3 separate regions of the Homo sapiens genome follow, and regions 1 and 3 are each linked to region 2. The links are chromatin loops, found by intact Hi-C in ENCODE. Cell type or tissue: PC-9. All regions are shown on one strand. Each heading gives the region's core, and the rest is flanking DNA. Links, peaks and the distances in the headings are about the cores only. Region 1 overlaps SASH1 (SAM and SH3 domain containing 1). Region 2 has its middle 78 kb from the start of SASH1. Region 3 has its middle 150 kb from the start of SASH1.

The links. A loop is a pair of places that touch in the nucleus more often than their neighbours do. Peaks named below come from ENCODE experiments on the same cell type or tissue, not always from the same donor. Only the 100,000 strongest peaks of a DNase experiment are listed, where the experiment ranks them.
Region 1: a loop joins it to region 2, with 3 times the contacts of the local background. A loop is called at or near these places in 3 of 110 quality-filtered maps.
Region 3: it touches region 2 in a loop (10-fold over the local background); 8 of 110 quality-filtered maps call a loop at or near these places.

The regions. Positions count from the first base shown.
Region 1 is chr6:148,403,063-148,413,528 of GRCh38, reverse strand. The region is part of intron 2 of SASH1 (SAM and SH3 domain containing 1); the gene reads right to left. Among named protein-coding and RNA genes, the nearest start is that of SASH1, 65 kb to the right of the region's middle. In PC-9, for the core only: a CTCF peak has its summit at 5,538; a DNase peak (open chromatin) is centred at 6,038; H3K27ac peaks cover 1,014 bases.
Region 2 is chr6:148,259,298-148,269,763 of GRCh38, reverse strand. It overlaps a transcript of SASH1 not described here. Among named protein-coding and RNA genes, the nearest start is that of SASH1, 78 kb to the left of the region's middle. RefSeq lists an enhancer at 4,664-5,217. In PC-9, for the core only: no CTCF peak of the experiment used is centred there; DNase peaks (open chromatin) are centred at 4,533, 5,663 and 6,573; H3K4me3 peaks cover 689 bases; H3K27ac peaks cover 2,415 bases.
Region 3 is chr6:148,186,670-148,197,135 of GRCh38, reverse strand. It overlaps a transcript of SASH1 not described here. Among named protein-coding and RNA genes, the nearest start is that of SASH1, 150 kb to the left of the region's middle. In PC-9, for the core only: no CTCF peak of the experiment used is centred there; DNase peaks (open chromatin) are centred at 4,625 and 5,165; H3K4me3 peaks cover 1,996 bases; H3K27ac peaks cover 2,500 bases.

The sequences.
Region 1 (10,466 bases), core at 4,090-6,589, 140 kb before region 2:
ACCTCAAATACATATCGTAAGATGAGCTCCTGATCTTTCCCGCACATTCTCCTTCCTCCTCCCCTTTCTCCCTGTTAACAGCCACACTCCCCTCCCAGCATCTTCAGTTAGCCCTATCCATTCCAATTTAGGTCAATCGAGACCTAAATTCCTCCAACAAAATATTTCTTCTGTTCGTTTCCTCATTTCCATTTCTACACTTAGTGTCTTTGCTCAGCCAGCAGCAATACCCTTTGGACTGCTCTTCCTCCTCCCAAGAGCATAATCCTTGGGTCATTCTCCCAATCAAAAGTTTTCCTATGTCCCCTCTTAACAACAGAACAATGTCAAACTATTAAACTGGCATTTAAAGCTTCCACATTATGGATGGAACCTATTCTCCAAGTCACTTAGTCTCACTAATGTAACTGAAACTGAACTTCTCTAAGTTCCCTTGAGCATCCTAAACAAGATTCAAACTAATCAAATACCAAAGTAGCTCAAATTACTAAATTAAAAGTAAAGAACTGTGCATTCAACAAGAAATCAACACAAACAACAGGTTTACAGTTTCCAAAATGGTAAATATTTCCCTACAGAGTCTCATCATTAAAACTTCAGCAATATTCTGATACACTGAGCTGCTTTAAGGAACACGACTTTTCTTTTTTCAACAGTAATGATTTTCCTATGACCCTTTCTCTGTATTCTTTATGACTTAGCATCCTAGTGATATAGTTTGGATGTCTGTCCCCTCTAAATCTCATATTGAAATGTGATCCCCAGTGGTGGAGGTGGGGCCTGGTCGGGGGTGTTTGGGTCATGGGGGTGGATCCCTCATGAAGAACTTGCTGCCCTCCCCATGGTAATGACTGGGTTCTTGCTCTATTCGTTCACCAGAAGCCAAGCAGATTCTGGTGTTGTGCTTGTATGGCCTGAAGAACCCTGAGCCAAATACACTTTTCTTTAGAAATTATCCAGCCTCAGGTATTCCTTTATAGCAATGAGAGGCGGACTGATACGCATAGCTTTTAGGGAACTCATTGCAAACTGACATAACTATGGTACAAATTCTAAGTTGAAAAACGAAACACTAAATGCTTCATCAAATCACTTTATATCATTTTTTAAAGCAACTTTTTCTTTCATTCATGGATGCTGTAGGTGTAACTATAATTTATTAAATAATTATTCTCTCAAAACCCCACTGCCCATTTACATACCTGCTACTATTACCAGGAATAGAATGAGATACAAATTGAAATTTATGTGAAAAACAAACACTAAGTGCTAAATAAATGTAAAATAAAATAAAAATAAAAGTGATTTCTTAAGTGAACCATAAATTTCTCAATCCTTGTATCAAAATCTAGCCAAAATAATGCTTCTGATTTGCAAAAAAATGGAACCACCTTAAACATCTTCAAATACATATATATATATTCCTTCAACATCTCAACTACAAGTTACAACGAGTCATGAGTGGCAACATTCAGTGTGGCTTCAGGCCATGAAAGGGTTATGCAACAACATAAATTATATCAAAACGGAGATTCAGTATTTGAAAAACTGATGAAAAATCTATCAAGAGTGAAACCTCCATAGAGACTTGGGTGAATATTCCCATTATGGTTTTTGGGAATAAATTTTCAAACAACTGAGAATTTCAAGGGGGATTTTATGATTCATATTAATTTCATCAAGTTGGCTGAGCACAGTGGCTCACGCCTGTAATCTCAGCACTTTGGGAGGCCGAGGCAGGCAGATCACTTGAGGTCAGGAGTTCAAGACCAGCCCAGACAACATGGTGAAACTGCGTCTCTACTAAAAGTACAAAAATTATTTGGAAGTAGTGGTGTATGCCTATAATCCCAGCTACTTGGGAGGCCAAGGCACAAGAATCGCTTGAACCCGGGAGGCAAAGGTTGCAGTGAGCCAGTATCACACCATTGCACTCCAGCCTGGGCAACAGAGTAAAACTCTATCTCAAAAAAAAAATAACACTAATAAATAAAATAAAAATTCATCAAGTTTTACAGAGACAATTACTAAAAGGCCAAATGGCATTTCTGTTTTCTTTTATAAAGTTTAGATACAGCCTTGTACATGCTGAGGATTCAATATATGTTGACTGGATATAATTGCATAAGACTGAACTCCATAAATCTTGTCTTCTATGTTATGTGCGTATGTTTACTGGGGAAATATTTTTATATTGTATTTCTCTTGGTCCCTAGGGTACCTGTAAGGCTCAATCAATATTTAGTGACTGATTGAATCACAGAATTATATATGTAACTAGAACTAATGAAGTAGATAAAACAAAAATACAAAAATACAGACCTGGAAGGCCTTTTTTTTTTTTTTTTTTTTTTTTTTTTTTGGAGATGGAGTTTCGCTCTTGTTGTAGGCACTCAGGCTGGAGTGCAGTGGCACGATCTCAGCTCACCGCAACCTCTGCCTCCTGGGTTCAAGCAATTCTCCTGCCTCAGCCTCCCGCATAGCTAGGACTACAGGCATGCGCCACCATGCCCAGCTAATTTTGTATTTTTAATAGAGATAGGTTTTCGCCATGTTGGTCAGGCTGGTCTCGAACTCCTAACTTCAGGTGATCCACCCGTCTCAGCCCCCCAAAGTGCTGGGATTACAGGCATGAGCCACTGTGCCCGGCCGCCTTTTATGTCTGTCACAGATGTGTGAGCAAAGCTTTTATATTCTACTACTGGGTAGCCTGTGGCACTACAGCGTGTTAGTTCACAGTGAGGTCCTCCTTACAACTAACCCACCTTACACTGAACACTCATATCTAAAGCAACATGGTTGTTTATTTCCTTATGAAGTTTCTGTTTACTACGGAATGTCACTTTAAGTGCAACTTATAATTAGGCTTGTCCTATACAGAAAATGTAATCCTAAAAATTGTGATTCATTGGCTTACAGGAAAATATGGCTCTTGTCTCAAGAGAACTAATTCTGAGAACTTTAAGAACTTTCTGGGATAAGAAACACCTGCTCTAGATTACTAGTAATCTCTTTTGAGATTTGAATATGCAACCATTAAATGTATCACTGTGAAGTACTGCCTTCCACAAATGTTACCTTTTCCTTATAACAAAAACATACAGCCGCCCCAACATTTCAGCAGTTTCTTACGGGGAGGGCTCATCAGGACTGCTCTGTTGGGAGGCCGAGGCAGGCAGATCACAAGGTCAGGGGTTCGAGACCAGCCTGACCAACATGGTGAAACCCCGTCTCTACTAAAAATACAAAAATTAGCTGGGCGTGGTGGCGGGCGCCTGTAATCTCAGCTACTCACGAGGCTGAGGCAGGAGAATTGCTTGAACCCGGGAGGCGGAGGTTGCAGTGAGCCAAGATCGCGCCACTGCACTCCAGCCTGGGCAACAGAGTAAGACTCTGTCTCAAAAAAAAAAAAAAAAAAAAAAAAAAAAAGGACTGCTCTGGAAAACACCCTACCTAGTTCAATGTCCCTCTTGCACAGGTACCCTCACACCTTCTATTTTAAGAAGAAATCAAATTTGTGTCAAGATAAGAGCATGTTCCCTTATAGTCTGGGGTGAAAGTTATTCTCCTTTTTTGTTGTTTGTTTGTTTGAGATGGAGTCTTGCTCTGTTGCCCAGGCTGGAGTGCAGTGGTGCAATCTCGGCTCACTGCAGCCTCGCCTCTGCCTCCCCAGTTCAAGCGATTTGCCTGACTCAGCCTTCCGAGTAGCTGGGATTACAGACACGTGCCACCACGCTCAGCTAATATTTGTATTTTTAGTACAGATGGGGTTTCACCATGTTGGCCAGACTGGTCTCGAACTCCTGACCTCATGATCCGCCCACCTAGGCCTCCCAGAATGCTGGGATTACAGGCGTGAGCCACCACGCCCAGAATTGGTCACTTGATACATACTTTGTGGCTGCTTCCAGCCGTTCACATTTATTAAAAACACAAGAAAATCTCTTTCTGTTGTCTGACTTAAAATATGGATTGCAGTTTTTAATGACAATCTTGAAGTCACTAAGGTAAGAAATTTCTTACATAGCCCTGAGGTGGTACTGGTAGAAGACAGCCTCTCCTCTCTTGCCTTAGCAATATGGATGGCAGCTTTCAGAGTATTTCAGACACTTTCAAGAAAACAAAACTGAATTTGAGAGTTGATTTACGCAGGAACTGAATAAACTTCTACATTTAATATTGTTAATCATAAAATACCATCTATTTATGACTCTTTATAATTGGATATCCAGTTAATATCTGTTAAGCTTCTGCAAAATACAAGTCACCGTGAGGCACAAGGCACTATGGCATATGGTCTGAAGGACACAGAGATGCAACTTAAACCCAGCCATCCAGATGCTTAGAATTTGGCAGAAGAGATGAGACAAGCACGTGAATAATAATGCATGGTAGGAAAGCACAGACACGACATGAGAAGTATCATAAAACTGCAATGCAGGTACACAAGGGCAAGAGCCACTTAGCTTGGGGAACCAAGAAGAGCCTGCAGAGAAAGCGGCATTAGAGCAGGGTGGAGTGACAAGCATAGCAGGTGAATGTAGCCGAGTGACAAGTGTAGCGGGCAAAAAAGGTGGTGGGAGGGAGGCAGGGGCTGCCTTTTTCTCCAAAGCAAATCACTTCAATTTATGCGACTATGTGTAAACTGCAAGATAATGAAAATAAGGGGACACCTTACACCATATGCAAATATTAACTCAAAGTGGATCAGAGGCCTAAACGTAAGACGTAAAAGTGTAAAACTCTTACAAGACAACATAGTGAGAAAGGCTCACAACACTGGATTTGGCAATGATTTCAGTGGATATGACACCAAAAGCACAGGCAACAAAAGAATAAACTGAACTCCATCAGAATTATGAAAACGTTTGTGCATCAAAGGACACGATCAAGAGTGAAAGGCAACCCACAGAAGTGAAGAAAATATTTGCAAATCATATCTGATAAGGGATTCATATCCAGAATGTATAAAGAACTTTATACATGGAGTTGGATTGAAATAAACTTCTTTTATACATTGAGTTGGATTGAAATAAACAATCCAACTCATAAATGGGGAAAGACTTGTGTAGACATTTCTCCAAAGAAAATACACAAATGGCTAATAAGTATATGAAAAGATGCGCTGGGCGTGGTGGCTCACACCTGTAATCCCAGCACTCTGGGAGGCTGAGGCGGGCGGATCACAAGGTCAGGAGTTCAAGACCAACCTGGCCAACACAGTGAAACCCCATCTCTACTAAAAATACAAAAATTAGCCGGGCGTGGTGGCGGGCACCTGTAGTCCCTGCTACTTGGGAGGTTGAGGCAGGAGAATCGCTTGAACCCAGGAGTAGGAGGTTGCAGTGACACAGCAAGACTCTGTCTCAAAAAAAAAAAAAAAAAAAAGGAAAGATGCCCAACATCACTAACATTAGGAAAATGCAAATCAAAACCATAATGAGATACCATTTTATGTCCATTAGGATAGTTATTATCAAAAAGGAAAAAAAAGTGTTAGCAAGGATGACGAGAAATTAGAACCCCTGTTCCCTCCCTGCTGGTAGGAATGTAAAATGGCATAGCCAGTATGGAGGTTCCTCAAAAATTTAAAAGTAGCTGGGTGCGGTGGCTCACGCCTGTAATCCCAGCACTTTGGGAGGCCGAGGCGGGTGGATCACCTAAGGTCAGGAGTTTGAGACCAGCCTGGCTAACATGGTGAAACCCCATCTCTACCAAAAATACAAAAATTAGCCAGGTGTGGTGGTGCGCGCCTGTAGTCCCAGCTACTCGGGAGGCTGAGACAAGAGAATTGCTTCAACTCGGGCGGCAGAGGTTGCAGTGAGCCGAGACTGCGCCACTGCACTCCAGCCGGAGTGACAGAGCAAGACTCCATCTCAAAACAAAAACAAAAAAATTAAAAGTAGAACTGCCAGATCATCCAGCAGTTCCACCTCTAGGCATATTCCCAAAAGAAATGAAAGCAGGGATTTGAAGAGCTATTTGTACACTCATGTTCATAGCAGCATTACTCACAATAGAAAAATGATGGAAGCAACCCAACTGGCTGTTGGTGGATAAATAAACAAAATGTGGTATATGGGACAAGGAAATATTATTCAGCCTCAAAAGGGAAGAAAATTCTGACACATGCTACAAGACAGATGAACGCTGAGGGCATAAAGCTAAGTGAAAAAAAACAGTCACAAAAGGACAAATACTACATAATTCCACTTACAGGAGGTATTGCGAATGGTCAAATTCATACAGACAAAAGTAGAATGGTGGCTGCCAGGAGATGTGAGGAGGGGAAATAGGGAGTTGTTTAATAGGCACAGGGTTTCAGCTTTGCAGGACGGAAAGAGCTCTGTGGATGGTTGGTGGTGATGGTGGAACAACATGTGATTATGCTGTCACTGAACTGCAACTCAAAATCAGTTAGGATGGTAAATTTTACGTTATGTATATTTTACTATAATTTTTTAAAATAATTTTTTTTAAAAAACTAAAATAATACAAGATAAACTCAACTTAAAAAGTTCCACCCTCCTCTATACCACTCCTGCCATGGACTAGGCTTTCCTAGACCCTTGGAGCGCCTGATTCTCTCTGCTCCTCCCTTGGAGAGGCTGATTCTCTCTGCTCCTCCCTTGGAGAGCCTGATTCTCTCTGCTCCTCCCTTGGAGCGCCTGATTCTCTCTGCTCCTCCCTTGGAGCGCCTGATCCTCTCTGTTCCTCCCTTGGAGAGCCTGATTCTCTCTGCTCCTCCCTTGGAGAGCCTGATTCTCTCTGCTCCTCCCTTGGAGAGCTTGATTCTCTCTGCTCCTCCCTTGGAGCACCTGATTCTCTCTGCTCCTCCCTTGGAAAGCCTGATTCTCTCTGCTCCTCCCTGCCTTCACTGTCATCCCTGGACTTGGCACCTTGCTTCACCTGTCTCTTGGGGCCAGACCCTGTCTTGCTTACCTGGATCCCCAAGCCCAGCATTCTGCATCTATGCTCCATGATCCCCCACAAGCTGTTGTAGAAGGTGATAGGCATATGTTGGCTGCCTTTTCTGCTGTGTGCTGATGGAGAGGACACTGTTCTAAGTTTGAATACTGGCAAGTAGGAATCTGTATGCAAACTGTAACACTATTTCACATAATGCAACAGATTAAAATAACATTAAACATATTCCAACTGCTTTTATCTACGACTTCTTTTTTTTTTATCTCTTGCAGCTCAGAAATAGATTTTACTCGTATCAGCAATGTTCACACTGGGCCCCCAAATGAAGTCCTTCAGAGGTATTCTTTGAGATTCCTATGACCAGCCAGAACAAACAAGCACAAACAAAAACAAGCAGATTGCTGAATAAATTCAAATCTCACTAAAATGCTGGCTTGTGTTCAAAATTGTCATCTCCTGGGGTCAGGGCAGGTGACTGGCACCCAGCAATGAGAAGAATGCCCATCTGACCTGTTCTACAGCCCTGCCCTACCCTGCCCCATTCTGAAATCGGTGTGGCATAGGCACAGGGCACATCTCTGCCTGCAGAAAATGTCTCTAAGTTTTCTTTTACCATGGAGGCCACTTCCAGCACAAGAACTGGAGTCCAAAGATTACACTGTCGATTTCTGATTTTTTTTCCTAAGTAACAAGTTGCACTTTAAAGTTAGCAAAAGAAGACACATTCCCAGGTCAAACCAGTAAGTGCAGCTTTTCTCATGATGTGCTGGGATACAGAAGTACAGAACTTATCCACCAGGCATAACAAGTTTCTATGGGAAAATGGAGTCAGGGGTCCAGCTGGGGTTTCTAAGATGAATCCACTCCACAGAGGGAAAGAGTGAGTGCATACGGCCTCAGCCTAGAGTCATTACTAGTGGCCATTTTCATCTGGGCGGTAGAGGCAGTGAGGACCCAGAAGTGAGGATGGGCTCTAGGTGGATGGAGAGCCAAGCAATATGAGGAGGGAACAAAGGCCAGAGGTAGCAAGGAAGAAGGCTCACAGGAGTGAGGTGGGGCTGTGCAGAGGAACAGATGGAAAGGGAGAAGGAGCAGACTGCCAGGGTAGTTCCTTGGTATCTTCATTCTCAGCCCTGCTAACCTGAGCCTGGAGTAGAATGCAGTGGGAACAGGGCAGAACTTTCTGTTTTCCTCTGTGCCTTTCAACCAAAACCCCCTAGTCAAGGCGGGAAGGAAGAAGGGACAAGAGTTGGAGGGGAGCTTTCTATTCTCCTTTCTTCCTGCTCCTCCTTCTCTCTCTTTTCCACTTCTCCTGGCAACCATTACTTGCTAATATTCTCACTGGCACATACATACATGCACACAGAGGTGATCACAAGCAGAAGGGGATGCTTAGGTGGGCACAGCTAGGAGACAGGCCTAAGAAAGGCACAGAATCACCCCATGTCCAGGGTGTGGAGTAGGAAGAGGAAAAGGAAGAGGGAAGCAGAGGCAAGAGGCAGAAGGCAGGAGTATCCCCGGTTTGAGCAGTAAGTTCTGCAAGCTTTCAGTCAAGCCGCCCTGTGAGCAGAATCAACTATCTCTTCCTAGACTGTGATGAGCTAGCTTGGTTCCACTCCGCTTCCAACACTGCATTATTATTTTTTCCTCTCTGCTATTCTGCAGCTCCTTGCGACTACACAATACACTCAGCTGTGTTAAACAAAAACACAAAAAGTTGCTGCTGTCTTGGACAGTTCCCTATCAGATGAACAGAAAGGCCAGCAACCATAGCCTGGGCTGGGGCTGGGGGTGGGGTGTTGGAGGGGGACTGGGGACTGGGATGAGGGCGAGGCTGGGGTGGGGCACGGGCTGGGAGAGGGGAACGGTGGGGCTGGGGCAGGAGGCTGGGCTTGGGGGGCAGGTGGTGGGGGTGGGGCTGGGGTTGGGATGAGGGTACGATAGGGCTGGGATGGAACTGGGACAGGAGTGAGGGTGTGGGAGGCCGGTGGTGCTGGGCTGGGGGTGGGGCAGGTGGTGGGGGTTGGGGCGGAGCAGGGATGGGCTGGGCTGGGGGTGGGTAGTAAGTCAGTTTAGAAAGGACTGAAGTGCCAAGCACATTTTTTTTTCTATTGTACCGGTTTTTATGTAGTTTATCCTCAGTGGATCCTGGACGTTTATATTTGTATACCCATTTTAAGACAACAGCCTATCCCTTAGAACCATATTTAAAAAATAGGTTTACATAAGCAAACTTTACAGCATGAAAGACTTTTGTCTTATCAAATACACTTTCATTGGGAGCCTTTCTTCCTCTAATTAGAAGTCTGAACTTGTTAACATATTTTATGTTTTTATTAGCCAGCAGGTTCATTCTGTAATAAAGGCATTTCTTTTCCAGAATTATACTTTCAAAACTTTCTTGCTTAAAAGATTTTTCTCATTAAATATTTATGCTTATTTTTAAAACCCAAGAGTGTAATAAGAAAGCCTCACTTTATGAGTCTAGGAATGCAAATATCTCCAGAATGCACAGCTATTGTCATTCATTCACCCCACAAAAATTTATTTGTCACCTACTATATTCAGGGGATTGCTCTGGCCATAGAGATACAGTAATGGACAACATACTCACTATAGAAAGGTGAAACAGCATTCAAAGTACTATGGAATTTTGGAATTAGGAATAAAGGTACTAAAAATCACTGAATTGTACACTTAAAAGGGTGAATATTATGGTATATGAATCATATCCCAATTAAAACACTCATTTTAAAAAACACTATGGGAAGGTGGGGTGCAGTGGCTCACGCCTGTAATCCCAGCACTTCGGGAGGTCGAGGTGGGTGGATCACCTGTGGTCAGGAGTTCAAGACCAGCCTGGCCAACATAGCAAAACCCAATCTCTACTAAAAATACAAAAATCAGCCAGGGGTGGTGGCAGGCACCTGGAATCCCAGCTACTTAGGAGGCTGAGGCAGGGAGAATCACTTGCACCCAGGAGGAAGAGGTTGCGGTGAGCCAAGATTGAGCCATTGCACTCCAGCCTAGGTGACAAGAGCAAAAACTTTGTCTCAAAACAAAACAAAAACCCAGCTGTTAACAATTGTTATCTTTGAGACCTGGGTATTAAGAGACGTTACAATTCTACTGTGGAATTTTTATTCAATTTTTTTACAATGAATGTATGTTGTAATTGTATAGCAAAAATTACTTTTGGCTGGGCACAGTGGCTCATGCCTGTAATCCCAGCACTTTGGGAGGCCTAGGTGGGAGGATCGCTTGAGGCCAAGAGTTCGAGGCCAGACCAGGCAACATAGTGAGACCCCATCTCTTAAAATATATATATATTCTTATATTAATATTCTATATTATATCATGCTTTATAATATAGCGTTTTGATATCATATTACCCAAGGACATAAACTAATCTATAAATCAAGTCAACACAAACTGATTCTTCTAGAAGGCTCTGAGGAGACTCTAGAGAAGAAAATGCAAGGTTAGGGAGTGGCCAGGGAAGATTTGGCATTGGCCTCCTGGTTTCAAATCTCATCTCT
Region 2 (10,466 bases), core at 4,316-6,815:
CCCCCCACACCCCTCAGATTCATATACTGAATACCTCAGAATATGACCTTATTTGAAGATAGGATCTTTACGGAGGTAATTAAAATCAAATGAGGCCATCAGGGTGGGCATCCTAACATGCAATCTAACAATGCAATCAAACATGCAATCTGACAATGAAATGACTCAACAAAGAACAGGAAAGTATAAAAAATTACAACCCTAAACAAACTAGTTGGGGGTGGTGGCTCACACCTATAATCCCAGCACTTTGCGAGGCTGAGGTGAGAGGATCGCTTGAGCCTGGGCAACATGGTGAGACTTTGTCTCTATAAACTATTTGAAACATTTGCTGGGCATAATGGTGTGTGCCTGTGGTCTTAGCTACTTGGGAAATGGTGGTGGGAGGATTGCTTGAGCCTAGGAGGTTTGTGCCACCGCACTCCAACCTGGACAGCAAAGGAAGACCGTATCCCAGAAAAAAAAAATTAAAAAAGACAAAAACCAATTGAGAGGGAGGGCACACAATTGGGAGTGCCCATAGCTCTGTTCTTGCTCAAGGTATCATGTGCACTAGCTCCTCCATGGGGCATGGGACTCCAAGCATTTATAGTATACCTCTTATTAATGATAAGGACTTTTTCCAAATGTAAACAAACCTGGCAATAATGTCTTGTTATTTCATACTATTAAAAGGTAGGCTACAGTGATATTCTCTATTAAAACACTTTATCAAAAATAAAAAGAGATAAAAGAGATACTAAGAAATGGGCATGGTGAATGCACATGAAAACAAGTGCTTATTACATGAAACGAGTGGCTATAATTTCCAAAGACATAATTCAAACTGGATCCAGCATTGTTATTCCCCAATGCCTTATCTGACAAAGTTTAGAACTGAGTAACCGATATGAAGCCATTATAAAGGAAATGCAAATATCTGAAACTCATCTATTTATTAAAATCAATCTCCATTATCTTTCTTCTTAAAAAGCTTAGAAATAAATATAGTCTCTGAATATTGACAGTATTTGTGGCTCAAACAAAGCTGAGATGAAGGCTGGACTCAAAACAGTGCAAGAAATAGAAAGGAGAAAATATTTTAAGGTTAACTACTTAGGCCATGCAGGTAAATGTGACCCCAGAGGGAACAGAATTCCACAAAGCTTAACTTTTCAATGACAACATGAGAATGTTCAGCAGAAGCTGATAGACCAACCATTCTGTCAGTTTGATGCTTTCAAAATGGTAGATGAGGGAAATTGCACAGAGTTGAGCAGAGTTTTACAACTTGCATATCAGCAGTTGATTACATTTTTTCTTGATATTTTCCACTTTTCTGCGACATAGTAGCTTGTTTGTATGTTATTTACATTAAATGTTATCTGCCTATCTTTCCCATGTGAGCTTCAAGTAATAGGGTAAGCTTTATAGAACTGTGCAATATTTCCTTTTGAAAGAAAAATAATAAAAATTTAGTTGTGTCTGTACCACCTGGAGGTCAGCTCTCTTTGTGGACATCAAAAAGCTCAGCTTATTATTTTATTTCACAATATTTGAATATTTCTTTTTAAATGAAAGATTCTTTCTGTGCATTTCCTAGCATCCCAAATTGTTTGATTCAGAAAAGTTTCTTATCATTGCAAATCTCTTCAGTCAGTCAAAATTTCCTGAACTAGAAAGTTCAGGAACTAAACGGAACTGAGAGGCTGGTGATGATTCCAGCACAGAGGAATAGCTAAAAGTCGTATTATTTATTGTTCATGTAGTGGGTTAACACACATTGGCCTTTCGTTCGTGGGATTCATAAAGTTTCACATGGTTTTGAGATGATTCAAGGGTGAAGACTTTAAACAACATCCCTTCCAACTCTCAGACTATGATTCAACACATTGTTTCTCATAATTGCTTGCTGTTAAGAGTCAGCTAAGGATGCCTGTTGAAAATAGACTCCACGCCCCCTTCCCTTCGAAGGCTGATTCTGCAGGTATGGTGGGACTCTGGGGCTCCTTATCATTGGGAAGGTTTAAGAAACATTTTATTTCTTGACTCTTAATGTTGGATGGATATTGGAATCACTTGGGGAGCTTTACAAAAGTAGCACTGGGGCCGGGCACGGTGACTCATGTCTGTAATCCCAGCACTTTGGGAAGCCTAGACAGGCAGATCATGAGGTCAGGAGATTGAGACCATCCTGGCTAACACGGTGAAACCCCGTCTCTACTAAAAATACAAAAAATTAGCCGGGCGTGGTGGCGGGCACCTGTAGTCCCAGCTACTCGGGAGGCTGAGGCAGGAGAATTGCTTGAACTCAGGAGGTGGAGCTTGCAGTGAGCCGAGATTTCGCCAGTGCACTCCAGCCTGGGCGATAGAGTGAGACTCCATCTCACACACACACACACACACACACACACACACAAAGTAGTACTGGGCCTGGGTCCCACGGAAGAGATTCTGGCTTAGTTTATGGTGTGGCCCGGGCATTTGGATTTTTTGAAGCTTCCGGGTGCTTCTAATTTGCAGCCAAAGTTTAGAACCGCTGACTTGATTGAAACAATAGCCAGTTATCTGTAACATATGTGAAAGCAATATCTAACATTTCCATTAAGACATACAAAGTGCTTTTACAGATGTGTGTCTTATTTGAATCCTTGACAACCTGGTGAAGTAGGTTAGAGTTGGTTATTATCTTTCCTTTACAGGTAAGCGAACTAGACTTCAGAGAGGTGAAGTAGTTTGATGGAGGACCACTCGCAGCAGAATTCTGGAACTGCTGAGGTGTACCTTAGGCATGCTACTACCTCACTCTCTATGTGCCCTGGCTCCTACTAGCTCTCCGGCTTTCCCAGCCTCCCTTTAAAAGAAAAGAAAAGAGGCCAGGCATGGTGGCTTACACTTGTAATCCTAGCACTTTGGAGGCTGAGGTGGGAGGATCACTTGAGCCTAGGAGTTCAAGACTAGCTGGGGCAACATAGTGAGACATCATCTCTACCAAAAAAAAAAAAATTAAAAAAAAATTGGCTGGGCATGGTGGTGCACACCTGTAGTCCCAGCTACTTGGGAAGCTGAGGTGGGAGGATCACTTGAGCCCAGGAAGTTGAGGCTGCAGTGAGCCATGATTATGCCACTGAACTCTAGCCTAGGCAATAGAACAAGACCCTGTCCAAAAAGAAAAGAAAAGCTCTCTTGTTTCTAGAGCTTCTCTTACGTTGGAATTGTTATTGATAATAATACAACAGCAGTAGGAGCTAACATTGGGCCCTTTGTATACATTGTGCTAAGAGCTCTACATGCATTATCTTAATTGTCTTGAAGACTCTGTGAGGTAGGTCATATATGTTATATCCCCATTTTATAGCGTAGGAAACTGAGTCTTAGAGAGTAACTGGCTTGCTAAGGGTCATATTCCTATGCAAACATTCTTCTTATTTTATCTAAGCCTTTTCTTATTTTCCGTTCAGTCAACCAAATTTCAGCAAGTGGCAGAGAGGAAAAGAATCAGGTAAAGTATTTCTGAGCTGGGCACGGTGGCTCACGCCTGTAATCCCAGCACTTTGGGAGGCTGGGTGGATCACCTGAGGTCAGGAGTTCGAGACCAGCCTGGCCTACATGGTGAAACCCCGTCTTTACTAAAAATACAAAAAATTAGCTGGGCGTGGTGGTGGGCACCTGCAATCCCAGCTACTCAGGAGGCTGAGGCAGGAGAATTGCTTGAATCTGGGAGGCGGAGGCTGCAGTGAGCTGAGATTGTGCCATTGCACTCTAGCCTGGGCAACGAGAGCAAAGCTCTGTCTCAAAAAAAAAAAAAAGAATTGCTGAATACGCGATGATTGACAATGACAACTTCCTTGAATTGTATTACCACTTCTAATATGGGGACTGGATTTTTAAAGAAACTTCTGGAGCCAGTCACGCAAAAGCATGAGGATCTAGTGCTTGAAGGATTCAGTTGGAGAATCATGGGTTGTTAATTCCTAACTAACCCTGCCTTTCCAGAGACAGCAGTAGTTCCCTGAATTAAGGCCTAGATCTGGCATCAGAAGGCTTGGGCACAGGTCTCAGATGGCTTTTTTTAGCTGTGGGGTCTTGAGCCAGTCCTATCCAGGACAAAGTTTTATGTTCTGAGTGAATCAGGCCAAGTTGGAACATTAATCAATGCTCTTATGTCTACTTTTCTAAGGTTTGCAAAACGCTGAGCATATTTTTTTGTGGTCTCAGTATTCAGAGCTCAAAGTACATCAGGTGAAGAACCTGGAATCTACAAGTTCAAGAGGCATGGGGAGCACCTTGGTGAGGTCCACAAACTCTTTGCAGAAGTTCAGCACAATTTTATGGTGCTAAAAAGAGAGTGAAAGATGTAAAAGAACAGAATTTCTTTATCCATCCAATATATTTATTTTCCTTCCTCCCTCCCTCCCTCCGTCCCTCCTTCCCTCCCTCCTTCCCTCCCTCCTTCCCTCCCTCCTTTTTCTTTCTTGGCAGGGTCTTGTTTTATCACCTAGGCTGGAATGCAGTGGAACCTGCTTAGCTCACTGTAGCCTTGAACTGCTGGGCTCAAGCAGTCCTCCTGTTTTGGCCTCTGAAGCAACTGGGACTACAGGTGTGTGCCGTCATGTCTGCCTTATCAATCCAATTTCTAAGACTGTCATTTTGTGTGGGAATTCTAGTTCCTCTTTGCAAACTGGAGGTTATATAAAAATCAAGGAGAAATTATTCTATTATATATACTACAAAGAGAATAATGACTACTAAAGCTTAAATTTATAATGCATTATGTAATACATAAATCTCAATTTATTCAGCAAATAGTGAGCACGTGGTCTGTACTAGACACTGGGAATATAATGGCCAAGGCCCCTACTTTCATGAAGCATGCTTTCTAGATGGCCATAGATAAAGGACAAGTGCAAAAACAGATTAGTAAAACAATAGCTGTGCTCAATTTTTCAAAAGAAGCCAACAGGGGGTCGAGATGGAGGTTGTTAGGAGAGGTGATGGAGCAGGCAGGCAGAGGTGACATTTAAGCTCAAAGGATATGAAGAGGCCAGCTGCTCTGAGTGTGGGAAGAGAAACATAACTGGCAAAGAGGTTCATAAATGAAAAGTCCCTGAGGTGGGAGAAAAAAGGTTGATGTAGCTGAGAAACTGGAAAAAGTCAAGTATGACTGGGTGTGGACAACATGACAAGAGGCCACAAGGCTCTTGAGAGGCCGGGTTGTATAGCCCTCATGGGCAATGGTGAAGAGTGTGAATTCTATTTGAGACCCAATAAGAAACCATTGAAGAATTTTAAGCAGAGAAACAGCATGATCTGATTCCAGTCTTCATGTAATTCTTGTGGTGTTTAGAGAAAGGACTGGAAGATACTGAAGACAATAATGACCTTTTTCTTCCCAAGCAATACTTGTTAGAAAAAGCAGAAGTTATAATCTGCTCATATTTTTAAAGCAGTCTTCTATGAACCTAATCCTTCATATTTTTGTATGGGTAAGAGTTGTTCTACATTCCCAGCTGGGACAGAGATATAGATATATAGACCATTGAGCTTTAACCTGCCCAACCATGACAGGAATGCATTTCACAAGACCTTTTTTTTTTTTTTTTTTTTCGGTCAAAATAAAAGATAACAGAGTCCTTTCAAATCACGTCATTGAAACGCATACCTTCAGGTCTCCCTTTCATCAGAGAAAGGTGTTGAAAGTTACATCCAGCCCTATGTAACCTCCTTAAGCCTCAGGTTGAGCCCTAGGGGCTCTTTGCTTGCTGGTTTTGTACAGGTAACAATAAACAAAACGACACCTAGGATAAATGATTGTCGTACAAGTGTTACTTTCATTATGATAGAGCTCTTAGCATCCCCAATATACATAAAAGTTAAGACATTCAGATTTCCTCCGGACCAGCTCAGAAATGAGTCCTCCACCCTCAGTCTTCCATTTCCACCATCCAGACAGGGGCAGGAAAACAGTAACATTCCTTCTAACACGGAGTTAGATGTGTACAGATGGTAGTGGACAACTGACACATTTTACAGCTCTAAAAGTCCAACTCTCTTTTCCCTGTGACAGTTTCTTTTCAGGTTCCAGTTCAATGCAAAGCATATTTCCATGGTTGAGTTATGAACTCCAAAAACGGGGGCTTGTAATGGAAATGCAGACAGACGCTTCGCCTTAGCTGTGCTTCTGGGCACCGCTAGAGTCATCAGTTTTAATGAGAGCTGTTAATATCACCTCCATCAGAATGGTTGCCCTGGGCTGACTTTCTGGGCTGTGCACAGGTGCTCTTGGCCAAGAATGTAATGTAGGTTATTACATTATCAATGAGGCACAGATGTGCTTTCTGACTGAACTCAAGGTGGTGTTCTGGCCAAGTGCATCACTCTTTCAGTGGGCCCAGGTCTGTTTGTATCAAAATGCTGTTCTAGCTCAGTGAACCTCAGAACTGCCTTCTGCTTCCCCAGGACACGAGTTCAGAAAACCTGCTTAAGAATGCAAGGATGGGCTCTCCACAGGCAGGCACAGGCTTTCTCAAGAACATGAAACTTGTCCTGCCACCTTCTGCTTCTTCGGGGAAGGCTTCAGTTACTGCATATTCATTCACTGACTCATCAGGTTTTTCTTGGGCACCTGTCCTGTGCCAGGTACCCTGGAGGAGTTAAGGGTGATCCTGCCAAGGAGTCTGCCTGCCGTCTCTCTGCAATGCTGTCTGCTGTTTCTGTCCTCTTCCAACTTCTTCAGAATCATCTCTCAAAACTTGCATCTCCATTGCCTCCCCCAGAGGTTCCAGTGCTAACATTATGGTGTTTTTTCTAGTGCTGAATGTTTGCCTGAATTTACAACCCCAGCAGCTCCGTTCCTCTAAGCTTGAAACCCCCATTAATTGGGCTTTTACTTTCTTTCTTTCTTTTCTTTTGAGACAGAGTCTTACTCTTGTCACCCAGGCTGGAGCGCACTTGGCTCACTGCAACCTCCCCCTCCCGGGTTCAAGCGATTCTCCTGTCTCAGCCTCTCAAGTAGTTGGGATTGCAGGTGCCTGCCACCATGCCTGGCTGATTTTTGTATTTTTACTAGAGATGGGGTTTCCCATGTTGGCCAGGCTGGTCTCAAACTCCTGACCTCAGGTGATCTGCCTGCCTCGGCCTCCCAAAGTGCTGGGATTACAGGTGTGAACCATCTTGCCCGGCCTTCATTGAACTTTTTCTTATTCAACTTGCTCCCTGGGATCTATCTGAGTCTGACTTGAAGCCAGATTTTTTGTAAAGCTAGTAGCTGCAGGTCCTGCAGTTAGCCTAGTGGCCTGGCTTGACACTGTCAAGCCAACAGGGAGCTTGGGTGCTGAGAACTGGCTTGGAAATGCCACATTGGATGCAACACCACACCTGTCTGTGTCCTCAATGAGAGGTCCCAGAAGTTTGTTAGGGAGCGCATGATGACTCAGGAGGAAAAATGGGTTCTCCTCTGCATGAGGGAGACATTTAGAATTGATCTTGACTTTGAGAGTGATATTGCCGTGCTGTTCAGGAAAACTGATATCTTATACAGGAACTAAATAGTGGGAAAGGAGACCACCGCACTCTACAGCACAGCCTCCCTACTGTCAGTTCAGTTTTAAGCACAGAGGTGAAAAGACATGAATAAGACACTGGGAAATGCGTGCAAGCCCGTGCGTGTGTGTGTGTGTGTGTATGTGTGCAGTTTGTGTGTGGGCCTGGAGAAGAGTGCAGTGTTTTCATGAGCATCTGAGTGCACGAAGCTGGGGGAAAACATGAAAAAGGCACGGTCAAGATGGAGTGTGATTCAATTCTTCCATCCTTTTGCTTGTTGCATGCCCCTCAACTGTTAACCAAAGATGACAGAAAGATCCCGAAGACAAATGGATGTCCTTTTCCATTTCCTTTCTGCCTACCCAAGCCCATCCCCCACCATGCCTAATTTCAGATCACTTCCTCCTTTCTCTTATTCCCATGCCTTTTCTACTCCTTGTTTGACTGATGGTTTGGCAGGGGCAGCATGAAGGGGCTGATGGCACTAACCCCGTTGTCTGTCCCCCATACCCTGCAGGGACGTGGCTGTTGTGGCAGAATGCAGGACTGTCATTCCTGCAGCCCACCTCAGAGCCCCAAAGATATGGGCTGGTGGCAGCAGTCCCCTGGTGGCGCTGGGACTGTTCTACATGGCTGGCCTCGTTATGAAGTGAATCTCTTGACAGGCAATTTGTGTCCGCCACCTGTATCTAGAAATCCTTTGCTAAGGCTGAGAGATGCTTCCAATCTCTCCTCCCAGGTGTAGCTTTCATGACGTGTTCCACTTCCACTTACCATATAAATTGCCCTGTTTGCATTTCCATTCAGTCCTTGAAATATTCTGATCACCTCTCCTTTCTCATAGGGAGAGAGGCACATGTTTTATAAGTAGGAGAAAGGCAAGGACATGGAGACCCAGCAGATGATAGAAAGTAAGAGTCAAAGCGACACAATTCCGACTCAGGAAGCTTGGGTGGTACAGCCACTCCCTCCAATGAGGAGAGGCTGTTTGGATACAATGCAGAGGTGTGAGGGTTGACTATTCTATCTAGGGATTTGCTATGGACTTTCTTTTGTCAAACACCAGGTGGAAATCTTCATGGTGATTAACTCAATAGTAGAAAATTTGGACAATATATTAGTATTTAAAAAGCCCTTATGCCGGGCGCAGTGGCTCACGCCTGTAATCCCAGCACTTTGGGAGGCTGAGGCTGGCAGATCACCTGAGGTCAGGAGTTCGAGACCAGCCTGGCCAACATAGTGAAACCCCGTCTCTACTAAAAATACAAAAATTAGCCGGGTGTGGTGGCACGCGCTGGTAGTCCCAGCTACTCGGGAGGCTGAGGCAGGAGAATCGCTCGAACCCAGGAGGCAGAAGAGGTTGCAGTGAGCCAAGATTGCACCACTGCACTCCAGCCTGGGCCACAGAGCAAGACCCTCTCTCAAAAAAAAAAAAAAAAAAAAAAAGCCCTTATAGGAGATTTACCAAACATTATGCAGATTCTAAACAAGACACATGAGAAACTGATTAATGTTATTATATTTATATATCACATGCATAAACTCTATCATAAGATTTTTTGGGGGGAGCAACTATAAGATTATTTACGTGATAATTTAAGCAATATTTTAAAATAATCTTTTTTTTTTTTTTTTTAAAGACAGGGTCTTGCTTTGTTGTCCAGGTTGGAGTGTAGTGGCATGATCATAGCTTATTGCAGTCTCAAACTTCCGGGCTTAAGTGATCCTCCTGCCTCGGCCTCCCAAGAGCTGGGACTACAGGCTGTTCTACCATACCTGGCTAACTTTTTGATTTTTTTGTAGAGACGCATTCTTGCTATATTGCCTAGGCTGATATCAAACTCCTGGGCTCAGATGATCCTCCCACCTTGGCCTCCAAAGCACTGAGATTACAGGCATGAGTCATGGCACCCAGCTTTAAAAATAATCTTGATTTAAAATAGAAACACTTTCCAACAAATATTTCATAATATAAAAATTAAGCTTCTTCAAATTTCATGAAAAGTGAGAAAAACATTATGAAAATGGTATCCTCTGACCTCTGTTCTTTTAGTATTTTCAAAAGATTATATATTTCAAATATATATGCATATTATATTCAAACTTGCATGAAAGAAAAATGTTGGTTTTTAAATATGCCATTTTGTTCTGAAATAAAAACTGGGTAAGAATCATTTAAAAAGCCAAACTTGGCCAGGTGCAGTGGTACATGCCTTATAGTCCTAGCTACTCAGGAGGCTGAGGCAGGAGAATCACTTAAGTCTACGAGTTCGAAGCTGCAGTGAGCTGTGTTTCCACCACTGCACTCTAGCCTGAGTGACAGAATGAGATCCTGTCTCTTAAAAAGTAAATAAATAAATAGATAAAAAGTCAAGCTTTACAGTGCTTCCAAATGGTGTTAAAATGACAAAAATCACCTTAGTTTTAAAAAGAGGTTATGATCCCAACAGAAGTACTCCCTTCTTAGTATAAGGGGTACCATCTGCGGGATCCAAAAGTCTTCTCTATGAAAGCAGAGTCAGTTCCCAGCCATATGTTTCCCAGGCATTTCTTCTCCATTGACCTTATATTTCATTTATGCAATGAATGAAAGCGTATTAAGTTAGGCGTGTGCTGGGTTCTGGAGGTACAATCATGAGCAGGACAGACCTAGCCCTGCCTTCCCGGGGCACCCAGCGACAGGCAGCGACACAAGCACAGCCATAAACCAGGGCCAGGATGGGTGAAGGACCGAATGCTCTTCGTGGCGCCTTCAACAGGAGTGGCTCACCTACTTTTGTATATTGGTGAGGATGGTAGGGGAGTGGGGGCATTTTGCCCTTGCTTTGAAAAAATTCAAGAGTGCTATCTGGACTTCCTCTCTCTTCAGCCGTGCAGTTCAGTAGAACAAACTGGGAACAGTTTGGGAATTGTTTACACCATGGGCATTGGCAACCCTGTCCCTT
Region 3 (10,466 bases), core at 3,990-6,489, 72 kb after region 2:
TCCCTAAATGCTGCCTTTATCAAGCCATTCTACTGTTCTGACTCCTTCCACGACTCCCATGTCCTACCCAGTCTAAGATCCTCTGTTTGGTCTTCAAGACTCTCCAGGATCTGCTCCATTCTCTATCTTTCCCCAGTCCCTCACATCCATTTCCTGTTCAATCACTCAGCAGTATCCTGTCACCAGAGGCGTTTCTGCCTCCCAGCATTTACTCGACACCATCATCTCCTTCATCTGGATGCCTATCCCTCTCCTTTCCAAATTCTATCCATCAATTTCCATCATGAAACCTTCTTTGACTCTTCTGGGCCTCACAGACTTCCCTGACTTCAGACTTGCTATTCCACTTAATTTCTGAACCATGCCGTCTGCCACTCAATTATATATTATTCTGTTCTCTAATTGTTTCATGGATGTTTGTCTTATCTCACAATTATATTTTGACCTTCCTGAGTCAAGATCACGTCTTCTTCCTCTGTATTCTCCATAGAAACAGCGGATTTAGTCATAGAGGCTGGGCTCGATGAGCACTTGCCTGATGCTTCAATGAGGCAGGTATTCAGATGAGCTCACTGGGAGAAAGAGGATGGTGGCAAAGAAAGATGGCTGGGGTCTCTTGGGAGGAGATGATCAGACAGGACTATGCAGAGAGTTACCACTGTCCACTTTCCCCAAATAATCATGCATGGCCATCATGCCCTCTGCTACCTGCACTTTCATATATGGTTCGTGCTTGTTGAAGCTGTGCTAGGTTGAATTGTTTCACTGGGTTGTATGCAAGGGGAGACCTAATCTACCAACTGTCCTGGACCAGCACATAGCCTTGAGACTTAAAGCTGCACTTGGAGGCAAGCTTCTGAATTTGAGCTCCCAGGGGTTACTATTATCCTCTTTGAGAGAAGCATGATCCAGTTATGTCTGACATGAAAGTGAACTTCTAAGTGACTCCAATATTCTGCAAGAGTGAAGACATTCAAGAACTCAGATGCACTAAGAGCAAAAAATGATGAGAGAACTCTTGATGGAAGAACCACTCTGATCCTCCTGGTGGAGAAGGCTGAGAGACAATGTCCAACATTCTGTAGGAAATCACCAGAGCCTTAGATTTCTCACTCCCAGCCCACTCATTAACCAGAGAGCACCAAGCCTGTTATTAAATCTCTATGTCTCACAATCTACACAGTTCAGATAACAACCTGCTGACCACAGGAGAGGTTGGGTGCATTAATTATGATAGAAAGCCACTGTGGAAATATACCAGGCCCTCCAAAATCCATTTCTGTTGGTTCACACAGGTTGAGTAGCCATTGGTTCATAGTAAATTGCAGTCCCTCCTGCCCTGGGCTGTGCCTGTCACTGGGTGTCTGTGCTGGCAGGTAATCTGTCCATGACACAGACTAAAAGGCGCGTAAGAGAGGCTAATGAGTTGCCACCAGCTCCCCGAGGCACCTTCTGGGGCTGCTGACTTAGCTCTCTCACGGGAAGCCACCACCCACCTGCCAGGGGAACTGGTGACACATGTAGTGGCAGTGCTGGAGCCGGGGTGAAAGAGAGTTTCAAAATGAGGGGAGAATTTTCAAAATGGCAGTTTGGACAACCATGATTTAACAAAACAAGAGGCTACCTTGAATTTGCATGGTAGCTGCTTATAAGTCCGATAGTTCTCTCATGTGACTATCTGATTTGGAAAACTCCTTGAGCAGTTCTGGGTGGACAGGACCAATGCCTACGTCTCAGTCCTTTGTGTATTTCCTGAGCATCGGCCTCTGCCCAGTCCCCATAGGTTTAGGACTCTGGAGCCAGTCAGAGCCTGCTGCTACATCAGCTCCCAGCTCCTTGGAGCACAGATGTTCCTCTCTGCCTGGAGGACATGCAGAAAAAACCTTTTTAATTTTTCTATAGTTTGTCAAAATGAACTCTTAATAAAAATAAAGACATTTAAAAAAACCTAAGTATTGTAAGAGCATAGAAATGATTGAGTTTCCAGAATACAATATATTGATGTGCTTGCTAAGTAAACGAGTGAAATAATTGGATAAACAAAAGTAAATGTATTAAATGTTTGAATATTGATCTAAAAATTGTGCTTTTTAGTTATGTTTAGAAATAATAATACATTTTTTTACCCTCCTTTCTCCAAAGACATCACACAGAATGGCTTACCAGCTCAGATATAGCATTATAATTTAAGACATCAGAGATACTGAACATTCTTTTTTTGTTTTGTTTTGAGACGGAGTCTCGCTCTGTCGCCCAGGCTGGAGTGCAGTGGCGCGATCTCGGCTCACTGCCAGCTCCGCCTCCTAGGTTCACGCCATTTTCCTGCCTCAGCCTCCCGAGTAGCTGGGACTACAGGAGCCCGCCCCACAACCGGCTAATTTTTAGTATTTTTAGTAGAGACGGGGTTTCACCGTGTTAACCAGGATGGTCTCGATCTCCTGACCTCGTGATCCTCCCGCCTTGGCCTCCCAAAGTGCTGGGATTACAGGCACGAGCCACCGCACCTGGACCTGAACATTCTTTAATGAATAGAAGTGACTACTTTAGAAACCAATGTTTCAGTATGCTCACAGAATAAACTTAGTGTCATAAAAGATGGTAGTATAGGTCATACTGCCAGGGAAAAGACAGATGAGTCACATCGTTGCCACGAAAAGATAATTTGTTATACCATCCAATCTAAAAATTACCTGTTTGCAACAGAATTTTCTATTTCCAATGAAGCTGAAATTTACATTAGAAAGGAGAAAACAAAATGAAATTTTATGCTATGAGACAGTGAAGGATAACTAAAAACAAAAAACCCACTGGAATGGGGGGTGGGGTCTGTGATCTTGTAGCCAGACTATGGGTTGTTTGGATAGAGGGACTTCAGTTTACTCCACTATAAAATGACATGATCATCTAGAATCACCAAAGTCAGGGAATCTCTGCATTCTTTGATGCATTCAAGACTGTACCAAGTCATCTAAAGTAAACTCAGCAGTTCTTGGTCACATAAAGGGAAAATGGCAGGTACGAATATGTTCAGTTCAGAAATCACAAAGGTTAGTCTTAGACATTAGAATCCTCCTTTATTACACCCTTCTGATCATGTTTATGTATACACACCTTAGAGAAAATCTTAAAAGAGGTACAGTTAAAGAAAACCAAAAGTAAAAATCCAACACAGAGTTCCAAGAAATGCTTCATTTATGTTAAAAATCTACCTTAGAATAATTCCTTTCCACTAGTGAACCATATTGCTTCCACAAAGTCATAAAGCCTTACATGCCCATAGCTGTTAGTATTCTTCATCAATAGAATTAGAAAAAGTTCCTGCCAAACAATTCATTCAAAGCCATTTATCACTAACAAAATTTGATATGTAGAAGGCACGTTTCACTTAAAGTAATAAGCAAGAGTACAATCCTTTGATTATAAATTCCCCTTTCATCTTATTTTATAAAAAGCCACAAGGAAAATGCCCAGCATGATGTCCTTGATATTTAAACACTTTATTCAACTTACCATTAGTTTGCTCCAAAACTCAGCTTCCCTTGTAAAATGCTCCATAGTGAAGGGATAAATTTCTTGTTCTGCCTTGTCAAATGTGTCACTTGTGCTGCTCAAGTGACTGAGCACAGGGAAGCAAACATTTTAGCCAAGCCACTTTCATAATATTGACTGTTGCATTCTCTCATAGCTGGGAGTCTTGGGAGAAATGGAATTTACATATGTGGAGGTAAGAAGGGTGTGGGCATTTCTCACAGTTATGATTCAAAATCGAGATATGTCTCATTCAAGAAGATAATAATATAAATCAAAGAAGAAAAGTATCCCCTAGCATTACTGCCACTTATGACAAGGCAACTGACACTGCCATGTGCACAGGCGCCACGCCTCAGTCATCATGCCAACAATAATCCTTCAGTGGGTGGTGACGTTTCCTTCTGGCATTTTTTTTTGACTCTAGTAATTATAAATCTCTCAGCTCACTTTAAGGTGTGTTCGGTACACAAGAATGGACACCTGGAATGCAAGTAGAAGTGCAAGCTCAGGAAGGCAACTTCTGGCAATCCTGCAGGCAAAATTAACCAAAGTTGGCTACCAAGTGATTCATGCTCCGTGCTACTTTGTTAGAACAGGTCAATTAGGATTTTAAACAGCCATATAAAAATATAGGTGCTTATAATATTCTCACTTTTTTCTGAAAAGAGGCAGGAGAAGATAGAACGTCCTCAAAATATCCTTGAGAGCTGGATCTGTGGTTATCATCTCAGGCACAACTCATCTTCATCCGTGCTGATTAATGATACTCAAAAGAAACATTCTTATAAACAGAGAAGTCTAACGCTCCTACCCACCATTCCTGCAAGTGGAACAAAAATGGAAAGGTAGAACCCAGATGAAGCCTGATGGGAGAGACCTGGAAGAATTCTGGTCCTTTCTTTCTGTGGACTTTACACTTTCAATGAACGTTTCTCGGACATTTGGATCCAATGAAATTGCGAAAGGTTATGAAGAAAAGAAAAACTCAAATGCAAAAACTGCTTTTACCCTTTAATAACCCTTCTCCTGAGTGTTCTAACCACATCTCCCTTCCTTTGCCAGTTCCTAAGTCCACAGGCCTTACTGTGTACTGGCCCTTTGTAGCACAACATAACTGCGGTCAAATGCTGAGCTTTACCTCCAAAGCCTGGAGTGGAAAATCAGAAGCCAACATCATATTGTTCCAATGTGGAATTCACCACTTGGACAGTTTTTCTCCTGCAGGGAGAGTCCATCCCTCCCACATCTACACATGAGTAGGGCTTTCTAAAATGTTTAGTTTTATAAAATTTTACCCAGGAAAACAGTTATGTCTACTGCATTTTCTCTAGTCCCTGGCTATGTCAAATTAGTATTAGCTTTGCCAGATTAACTGCTTAAATGCACGAAAACAATTATTTACAAACCAAGAGACCCAGAAGAATGCAAACCTGGTCAAAAAACAGTAACTTTTCAAGAGGAAATATATGATTTTGCTGGGGAGATATCTAAAAGTCCTTGTTGACTTTCCTTCCTCAGGAGCCTGGGGAGGGCTACCCTTAGCTTAACCACTTCATTAACCTCTGGGCCTTCAGAACCTGTTGTACGAGTCCTGCCTCATAACCGAGTCCACCTCTGTGCTGGTGTCTGTGACTTGCTGAGTCACTTTTGCATACTCTGCAACTCTTCCAAATAGGTGAAACAACTATTTAGGTCTGGCAGGGAGTTTTCTTCTTTCCTATTGGTGAAATCTCATGTTCTATCTGGCTTAACATTCATTTCACTGAGTACAGGCACATGTACTTTTACAAAGATATACTTTTGAAAAGCTACAATACCTCCATGATTCTAAATTGAGTCATATTTTTGGAAAACTCAAGGACATCTTGATACTTAAAGGAATCCCTGGCATATCCACTTGTAAGCTTTTACAACTTTTGCAAAACCACTTGCCAAATGAGTGTTTTACAAGTGTGGGATTTTATAGACTGTGTTTTACTAAATTGAGGGACACCAGCTTAGCCCATGTGGCCTATGACGAACTCAGCTAAGGTCATTGGAGCACAAAAGTGGCTCTACAGGTAAATACTGATTCTTTTCCAGAGAGAGTTATTGAAGTTTTTTAGGCCAGGCACTGTGGCTCACGCTTGTAATCCCAGCACTTTGGGAGGCCGAGGCGGGTGGATCACTTGAGGTCAGGAGTTCGAAACCAGCCTGGCCAACATGGTGAAACCCCATCTCCACAAAAATACAAAAAAAAAAAAATAGCCAGGCATGGTGGCATCCGCCTGTACTCCCAGCTACTTGGGAGGCTGAGACAGGAGAATCGCTTGAACCCAGGAGACAGAGGTTGCTGTGAGCCAAGATAGTGCCATTTGCACTCCAGCCTGGGCAACAGAGCAAGACTTCATCTCAAAAAAAAAAAAAAAAAAAAGTCTTTTTGAGTATTAGTGACTTTTACTTGTGTGCAGACAATTTACAGGAAAAAGGATGCAAAATCAATTTACATTTTCTAACAAATTAAAATGATTTTAAGAGCAATCTGTAAAGGGTGAGTCAGTGGTGCCTTGAAAATGAACCTTTAACCTTCCTGCCCCTTTCTTACAAAACCAAGGCATTGAAAACCCAAAGTTTGGCTGGGTGTGGTGGCTCACATCTGTAATCCCAGCACTTTGGGAGGCCAAGTCGGGTGGATCAGAAGGTCAGGAGATTGAGACCATCTTGGTCAACACGGTGAAACCCCGTCTCTACTAAAATACAAAAAAAAATTAGCCGGGCGTGGCGGCCCATGCCTGTAGTCCCAACTACTTGGGAGGCTGAGGCAGGGGAATTGCTTGAACCAGGAGGCAGAGGCTGCAGTGAGCCGAGATCGTGCCATTGCACTCCAGCCTGGCAATAGAGTGAGACTCCGTCTCAAAAAAAAAAAAATAAAATAAAATAAAAAAAGAAACCCCAAGTTTCTTCTCTTTGCCCGATGTTGATTCAATTTCTTGAAGAGCAGGCTAGATGCTCCTGAGGAATGCAAAGTGCTATGTTTATCACTACCATACATATTAGCAACAGGGTTCGGAGGTTTTAATTTAGAGTTTTTCCCCCTTTTTCTCCTTCTGTGTATTTTTCTCCTTTTCCTATGTCTCTCCATGCCTCCGCGCCTTAGTATGGTAGAAAACAGACCTAGCGTGCAAGGCTTCCTGGTGTTTTCTAAAAGCCTGATTTCCAAAGGGGAGATGGAATTTGAGGAAAGAATGTCTCTGTGAAACAAGCCATGGTGGGTGTGGTGGTGCTTTCATGTAGGAAAACACTTCCCCTGGTCTAGGAGGAGGGCGAGGTGCAAAGGTCGTAGAGAAGCATGGCTCCCCGGCTTTCTTCTGGGAGGCAGAAGACCCTAGGAAGGAAGACTTAAGGGATGTCACAGGAAGAGAAGTGATGGGACTGGGATTCACAGCCTCCACAAAGATTCTCCTACTTGCAGAGGTCATGGAGGAAGCAGAGAGCTGCTGGGCATCAAAGGGGCCACTGTGGTCTGGGACAGTGGGGTGTGCTGGTGAGACCATAGTCAAGGTGGTTTGCCTTACTGGGTATTGTATAAGCTTCCTTAAATCTGGTGCAGCTCTGGGAAGGAAAGGAGAGCTCAGCAATGACAAAAATGAAGAACAGCTAGGGGCTCACAGTGGCTTTAAAACAAATATAAATGTTTGCGGACAAAGATTCATACCGGGTACTCATTCTGGTGCCAAACACTGGGGTGAGGCCAATTTTTTGCTCAGTTTTTTGAGGAGTAGGCAGGCAGAGTCATGTCCCTAGCATTATAACTAGAGAACCAGAGTGTCCTACCAGACAGTGCTGTGTGTAACTTTACCCCCAGACTCAAGGTCATCCAGAAGTCTTTGCGGAGTACCTTGACTCTACCACTGGGATCCAAGGTGTGGAGTTTACTGCTGTTGTTTCCTGACCCTGAAGAGTTAAGAGGCAGAGGATGAAACAACAGATTGTGAAATTTCTGAATTAGAAGAGATTATCACGTTAATTTTGATTTTGGCTTTTGAACTGTAAATGACAGACAGCACATCCTTACCAAATAAAATCCTATGGCAGAAAAAAAGATGCATTTAGTCCATATGTGGTGGCTCATGCCTGTAATCCCAGCACTTTGGGAGGCCAAGGCGGGTGGATGGCCTGAGGTCAGGAGTTCGAGACCAGCCTGGGCAACATGGCAAAACCTCATTTCTACTAAAAATACAAAAATTAGCCAGGCATGGTGGTGGGCACCTAGGAGGCTGAGGCAGGAGAGTCACTTGAACCTGGGAGGCAGAGGTTGCAGTGAGCTGGGATCGTGCCACTGCACTCCAGCCTGGGTGACAGAGTGAGACTCCGTCTCAAAATAAATAAATAAATAAATAAATAAATAAATAAATAAATAAATAGATCCATTTAGGATCTCAATGACCAAGTACCCCACCGGACCATAAGCATGGAACTGTCACCCCAGAAGTCAACCTGGCCTTGTTCTTCCAGTGTTAAGCACAGTGGTTTCTGAAAATGTATTGCAAGTATTGCCTATGTTCATTGCCAAATAGTTTCCAGGACCACTGACAGATGTAAATAGAAAACAAAACTAAACAGAAGCCCTGCCATGATGGTTTGAGCCTATCAAACAGAAAACGGATCTTCTTCAGCCTTCTTTAAGTGATCCATAGAAGTGTAACAGATGAAACTTACAAAACCTTACATGAGTACCAAGAGCTAAACCTTAACTCCCTCCTATAGGAAGCCACACAAATACAGACAAGCAGAGCCAGCCTTCTCCCTTCATGGAAGGAAGGTATTAATACACAGAGCACAAGAGCAAAAGAGGAGGGGAATGGATGGCCTATGTGTGGGTGTGAGATGAAGTATATGCCAAGGCTGTGTCTTCCTTTTCATCGACTGTTTCCATAAAAAGTGTAAGAACCTGGCAATTGTCAAGTTGCTGTGGTCAGCTACATGTTGTCCTGCGTTAGGTTGCTGTTGGTGGACACTACGGGATCCCAATATGCGTGGAAAGGTGGTCTATTGTCTTGCCTCTGTCAGTAGAAGATGGTGAGTGAGGCCAGGAAACATCCAGAAGAGGATAGACCCTCTTACCACAGAGCACAGGCAGGGGCCTGGGGAAAGGTGTAGATACACTCTCTGCCTATTCTCCAGGTATTGGACATTGGGTATGCAGAGTCCCTGAAGGAAAAGGAGAAAGATCTGCTCATGGATAGAATATTCATGTGCTACACACATTTCTTGCTTCCTCTGTAGCCTAAAGATGGGTTCAGATCTAGCAAGCCTGGTAGTAGTGTGTGAATCTTTTCTGGAAATGAATCAGGTCTAATTTAAAGTGCATTTAAGATGCCCCTCCAGGCTGTAATCTAATCTCAAGATCAGCATGAACTACTGGCCTGGGAATATCAACAGGGTCTGAAGAGTTCTTGATATTTTTAAGAAGACGGGAAAGGAGGAAAAGATTTTGAACTAAAATTTGTTGAGTACATGCCATGTTCCTAGCACTTTTTAGGTGTTAGCATTTCATTGTCTTCACAACCCTGTGAAATAGACATTATCTTTCTTTTACTGAAAAGGAAACTGAGGCTCAGAGAGTTACCTGGATTTCTCACGGTCAGTCAGCTGGCAGTAGTTGTAATAGTGAACTTATTGGAGGTGGCTGAGCTGCTGGTAGTAAGAAGACCACAACTTCTCTAAGTGCTGGGAGCTTTAAATACCTATTTCATTTAATTGTCCAATAACCAAGTAAGGTCTATGCCAATTGCACAGTTTGAGAATATCAGACTGTTTCAATAACATGACTGTGGTCATTTAGATATTAAACCAGGATCCACACCCAGGCTGATTTGCTTCAAAGTTCATGTCCTTTCCATTATCTCGTAATGCTCCTTTCCCTCTAAGTTGTAAATAATGATATTGTTCTTTTAAACAAAAGGTAAAAGTCTAACCAGAGGATGTCTAAGAAGGCCTTGGATAAAAAGTTGGTAGAAGTTGCTGTGTGCTACAGTCATTGAAAAGATGCAGGAAAGACCTATCTCTAGGTTGAGAAAGTCAAATTGATTTATTTCATATAAACACAGAAGTTGTGCCAAGGTTAAATTAAATAGTGATTGACAATGGTTGAAGACCACAGGAGAACAGATATCCAATACTATCTGGCCGATACTGCTTTACTTATTCATAGTTCTTTATATTTTACTCTGAATTATATTTCGCAGCTTAAAATATAAATATTAGAGATAGGTTTATTAAAAATGGGAAAGGGATAATTAAGTAGAAAATGTCTCAGTTATTCATGCCTCTCCGAGAATCACAGTGTCAGGATCTTGGAGCCTAACTACAGACATAGTGCCAGGTACAGAGTAAGTCTCTGGAACATCACAACCCAGCTCCCAATGCCGAGGGTGCTCTCTGTCAGAAACAGAAGCCCTGAACTTGCCTCCTGTGCCCCTCCTGCCAGGTGTGGACATGTCAGGGCACAGTTATTTGGCAATATCTCTCTGCTGTTTTGTTCGCTCTGCTCATTCCTTTCCTCGAAGAAAGCGAAGTTAATCATTAAAACAAGTCACCTATTATTTAAACAGCTTCTTTGTTTCTGATGATCTTAAAATATATTTTTGGAATCAAATCTACCCATACAGAAAGTCAAGCAAAATGTAGTCTAAAATGTGCTATAGGGACAGGGTCTAAATTTCTTGGCAATAGCTGATAAGTTGATTGAAACCAGATTTGTGACCCACTGTTAGCAATGATAGAGAATCCTAAAGGGTACAGTTTGGTCCCATTTTGTACTGATGCAATCTTCTTGCTTTTGCATTACATTCTAACTCTGCTTCTGATGGACAAAGATGGGGGTGCCAGGATATGGAATCCTCAATTCTCATTGTAGCTCTTTGCAATGTATATATCATCTTTCATGGAAACCT